Linked DNA regions of Homo sapiens: region 2 is linked to region 1. A link is an interaction called in ENCODE POLR2A ChIA-PET data of the cell type or tissue named here. Cell type or tissue: CD4-positive, alpha-beta T cell. All regions are shown on one strand.

Evidence for each region. ChIA-PET counts read pairs that join two places held together with the same protein. Peaks named below come from ENCODE experiments on the same cell type or tissue, not always from the same donor. Only the 100,000 strongest peaks of a DNase experiment are listed, where the experiment ranks them.
Region 2: POLR2A ChIA-PET joins it to region 1 with 10 read pairs; 6 of 35 experiments call an interaction of 5 or more read pairs at or near these places.

The regions. Positions count from the first base shown.
Region 1 is chr17:4,365,428-4,367,927 of GRCh38, forward strand. It overlaps UBE2G1 (ubiquitin conjugating enzyme E2 G1), which reads right to left and starts at 1,248. Exons shown (of 6, transcript NM_003342.5): 1 at 844-1,248. The coding sequence starts at 889. RefSeq lists silencers at 1-668, 719-1,418 and enhancers at 581-1,267, 1,087-1,381. In CD4-positive, alpha-beta T cell, no CTCF peak of the experiment used is centred here; DNase peaks (open chromatin) are centred at 554 and 1,234; H3K4me3 peaks cover 1,703 bases; H3K27ac peaks cover 650 bases.
Region 2 is chr17:4,175,216-4,177,715 of GRCh38, forward strand. ANKFY1 (ankyrin repeat and FYVE domain containing 1) reads right to left here. Exons shown (of 25, transcript NM_001330063.2): 19 at 1,911-2,087. Among named protein-coding and RNA genes, the nearest start is that of CYB5D2, 33 kb to the left of the region's middle. RefSeq lists enhancers at 1,283-1,784, 1,785-2,284. In CD4-positive, alpha-beta T cell, no CTCF peak of the experiment used is centred here; DNase peaks (open chromatin) are centred at 1,126, 1,166 and 1,786; H3K4me3 peaks cover 1,346 bases; H3K27ac peaks cover 2,500 bases.

The DNA of each region.
Region 1 (2,500 bases):
CGGAGGCCGGGACAATGGGGGAGGGGGGCCGCAGGCTCCTCGGGGAGGCCGACCCGGCCGCCGCCCCGGGCCAGAGCCTGCGGGCGCAGCTCCGGGGTTTGCAGGCCTGCGCAGCAGCCGGAATCGCGGCGAGCACAAAGCCCGGAGCCGGCCAGCGAGCGGCTCTCCCCGCGGCCCGCTCCTACCCTCCCCCAGCCGGGCGGCGCAGCCGGAGCCCGTGCCAGGCGGAGGCAGGCGAGGCGGCGATCCGCACTCCGCCAGGGTCTCCGGCACCCTCGCGCCCGCGTGGAGGCCGCCGAGGCCAGCGCTTTTGTTGTCGGCCCCAACTCCGCGGACCCAGCGCCGCCCGGGGAGAAGTTTTGTGCGCCTCACCTATCCCGCCAGGGCCGGTCCCTTCCGCCCGCCCTCAGACACCGAGCCGGGGACTCGCAGCCGCACTGGGTCCGGACGCTCCAGCCGGCCCCGAAGGTCCGGCGGCCCCGGCAGCACCTGAACCCGGGACCCGCCCCTCCAAGCTGGCGGCCCCGGCCTGGGGACCCGCACACAGCCCCTCCCCCGCAACGTCCTACAGAACGGTGGGGGAGGGGACCTCCTCCTCTCCGACCCCCCGGGCGCCAGGCCCAGTCCCTGGGCCGGAGCTGGGTCGCGTCCCCGCCCCCAGTGCCCTCCAAGAGCCGGGCGAGAACGGCTGGGCCCGGCCGGGACCGGAGCCTCGAGGTCCCCACCCTCGCAGGCCCGGGCCCCTTCGGCAGTACGGCCGCTGGCCCGGGAGGAGAAGAGGGACTGGGCTGCGGCTGTCCGCGATCGCGGCCGGGCCCGGCGCCCCGCCGCCCGCCTGCTCACCTGCCAGCTGTCTTCGCAGTAGCAGTGCCGACTGCAGCTCCGTCATCCTCCCTGCCGAGGGCCCGGGCTGGCGCCGGGGCTTCCGAAGGGCTGGGGACAGGCTCTGGGGGCGGCTGGAGCGGGGTGTGCCGAGGAACCCGGGCCCCGCGACCGGAGCGCCGGAGCCGAGGAAGGCCGGGCTGAGGCGGCGGGAGCGGCGCCTCGCTGCCGGTGCGAGTCCGCTCGCTTCAGCTCTTTTCACAGCGACTCACGCCCGGAAGGGGAGGGTGCCCGGGCTGCCGCGGCGCGCACTGGGACTTCGCTCGCCCGCTTCCCTCCTTCAACCCGCCCGTCGGCCCCACCGGTGCCTTCCCCCGCCACTGCCTCACTGCGCGCAGGGCCGCTCGGCGCAGGCGCGCTGAGACTGCCGACTTGGGAAGCGTCCCGCCCGCTAGCCCGACCCCTCGGCCTCCCGCCCCGCCCCCGGCGGCGGAACCCCGCCCCTTGAGCGCAGTTGTCCCGTCCGCCGCCATTTTGGGAAGGTCGACGCCCGGCTGCCAGCCCAAGCCTCCGCTGGTAGACGCCCCGCGGACGCCATGACAAAGAGGTCGCAGAGGGTCAAATACAGCCTCTGGATTGAAGCAGTGGATATAGGAGCGAAGAGGCCAGAAGAAGTGGTAGATGTCTAGTCCTTGGCGAGCGCCCAAAAGCCATCTAACACTGCCACATGGTGTGCGAAGTAGGAATTGTTAGAAAGCCGAAGTTAGTACTGGTGTGCCCCATTTTAACCAAACATCAAAATAGAGGCAATATATGATGATAACTCACTTTACATGAAGAGTGCACAAAAAAAGCCACCGCGTCCGGCCCTATTATTATTGAGCCACCGAGACCGGCCCTGTTATTATTATCATTTATGGACGGCAATTCTCTCTGTCGCCCAGGCTGGAGTGCAGTGATCATAGCTCACTGCAGCTTGGAACTCCTGGGCTTAAGGGATCCTCCCATCTGAGTCTCCTTAGTATCTGGGATTACAGGTACACACCACCATGCCCTGCTATTTTTTTATTTGCTTTATAGAGATCGGGGGGTTTGACGGGGCGCGGTGGCTCATGCTTGTAATCCCAGCACTTTGAGAGGCCGAGGTGGGCAGATCACCTGAGGTCACGAGTTCGAGACCATCCTGGCCAACATGGTGAAACCTGGTCTCTACTAAAAATACAAAAATTAGCCCAGCCTGGTGGCAGGCGCCTGTACTCCCAGCTACCAGGGAGGCTGAGAAAGGAGAATTGCTTGAACCTAGGAGGCAGAGATTGCAGTGAGCCGAGATGGTGCCACTGCACTCCAGCATGGCCGACAGAGAGAGACTCCGTCTCACAAAAAAAAAAAAAAAGGAGGGGGGGGCCAGAGGTCTCTCTGTGTTGCCCAGGCTGGTCTCAAACTCCTGGGTTCAAGCAGTCCTTCCAACTCGGCCTCCCAAAGTGTTAGCATTACAAGTGTGAACCACTGCCCCCTATCAAATAGACCAAAGGGACCATTTTGATATTTCACTTTACCAAATCAAGGAAATTTACTTCTATTCCTAGTTTCTTTCTTTTTTATTTTATTTATTTATTTATTTATTTTTTGAGACAGCCTTGTTCTGTCGCCCAGGCTGGAGTGCAGTGGCGTGATCTTG
Region 2 (2,500 bases), 190 kb before region 1:
ACAGCTACTCGGGAGGATGAGATGGGAGGATTGATTGAGCCTGGCAGGTCAAGCCTGCAGCGAGCTGTGATCAGGTCACTGCACTCCAGCCTGGGCAACAGAGCAAGACCATGTCTCAAAAAAGGAAAAAGAAAAAAAAAAGAAAGAAAAAAAGGGACACAAAGAATTACAGAATCAACACAGCCGGAGGGACCTTTACATAATACCTATTCGTTTAGTATTTGAAGTTCGTCATCCTCTTTCTGACAAAGTTTAAAAAACAATCGCTGTAAACAGAAAATACATGTAGTCTGTAGTCAGAACCCAATTTGCTGCTGCTGAGGTGTATGGCCACCCCTGGTTCCTCCGTGTGTACAGGCACTGCCTCTGGGAAAATCTAGGTGCTGCTTAGCTGCTCTGGTTAGGACCCTGACTTCTAAGTCTCAGCCTCCCCAGAACTCTGGGCGCCCAGTCTAATCACTGATCGATAAGACATATGAGTGGATATGGGACTCTCCATACGGGACGTCTCACAGATGTATATTCATGGTCCCTGGTGCTGTGTTAGGGATCATAACTGGCCCCACAGCTGGTTAACTGGGAGGAGAGAGTGGGGAAGGGGTTTCAGTATGAACAGGGTCAAACAGGATGCAGCATCAATTCAGAGGAAGGAGCACACGGACACTGGAAGACCCGCTGTTTCTAGTGTTTCTGGGCGATCCTATCATCTGTCATGCCGGGCCCCAGGAAGGCGGGGTCCTTGGTCAGGGACCGTAACCTCCTCCAGCCCTACAGAGGCATAAAGACTGATGAACACGAGGCCGATTCCCTACGACTTTGGGACCCAGCTCCGCCTCCTTGGCTGCTTCCCCCACATCCAATCTGTTCCTGGCACCATCATACCCACCGCTCCTTAGCCCTCAGTTCACACTCACTGCCACGGCCTCCGCTCGGTCTCGTCACTGGTGAGCCCGCCCCACACCTGTGTGCCTCACTCCCAAGGCGCCTTCTTCAAATGCTGCCTCAGCTCAAACACAATCAGGTCACAAGGCTTTTCTAAAAAGCACTTTTCAGAAACAGTGACACCAAGGCGCCAAAGGCTGCTCAGGTGCCTTAGCGGCCAGTTCTGCGGCATGTGTCTGGGGCTGACAGGAGGGACCAGCGACAGCCAGCTCTGAGGAGCAGAGACCAGACGATGAGGCCCTGTCTCAGCTCTGGACCTTGTTCTCTCAGCTCAAACACTTACAATGGTTTCTCCACTGCCTAAAAGATACTGGCTGCTCACAGTTCTCGGTTTGAAATGTGACACCCCACGATCTGCTTTCTTCCTGCCCCTCTAACCACAGCTCTTTCAACTCTACTAAAACTTCAACCAAACTTTCCTACGTAAACACACCACATGCACTTCCCAATCTCCACATCTTTACTGAGACCCTCCCCGGCCTGGGTGGAAAAAGCAGGCTTTGGAGTCCAATGGAAAAGGCTAAAATCCAGCACTACTTGCTTAGATAGCCTCGGGGGTAAAATTCTTTCTCGGCCTACATTTTCTCCTTTGTAAAATGTAAAACATTTCTCATACCCCTCTGTGGTTTTGAAAATTAAGAGAGACAGCTCACTTCAAAGTCCCAGTTGAATGCCTGACAGAGAACACAAGTGGATCTCCACTTCCTCGGTGCTCCCACCCTGCCTCCACCATTGAAATCCTGCTTTCTGGAAGGGCCCCATCTAGCATCTGGCAGCCCACGCAGCCCAGTGGGGCGCTCAGGACGTGCAGCCCTTGACACCAGTTTCCTGAGTGCACCAGCCTCGCTCCCCAAATTCCCCAGGTGCTTTCACAACACCGGGCAAAGCACCTGTGATGAGATTCTGCACAAGCTCTACAATATGCTTTGACAACATATTATTACATGCAATACTTCTGTGTCACTTACCAAATTGCGGACAATAATTTCTGAGCCTGCTTGGACAGCGAGGTGCAGGGGGGTCAACTTGGAGGCATCCTGGACTCTTGAATTCACATTAGCGTGGACACTGATCAGGAACAGCACACTTTCAATATCAGAGTTCTGAACTGCCACATGAAGGAAATTCCGGCCCTTGTTATCCACCTACAGCAACAAGTGCAAAGCAAAATATTAGTTCCCTTTTCAGAGTACCTCCTGAGCTTCATCTGCAAGCTGAACTGACCACTGGAGAGGTCACGATGGAGACCTTCCCTCAGTCTTAGGAAACCCCCTCCCAAGAATGAACATGAAACGCCATCCCCCAACCCACCCACAGACCCACTCTACACATCTGTGCACAGAACCAGGTGTGCGTGGCCACACCCACGTGGTCAGGAGAAGGGAGCCACTGTGGCAGCCTCCTGTAGTAGGAACTGGATGTGGAAAACCAAGAAAAAGACAATCTGAAGGATAGGGAAACGCAAGCACCAAGATATCAGGAAACTCATGGAGAGGGAAAATGGAGACAAGCCTTGGGAGTCTCTTTGCTTTGGCTAAAACAAGCACCCAGCATCCTG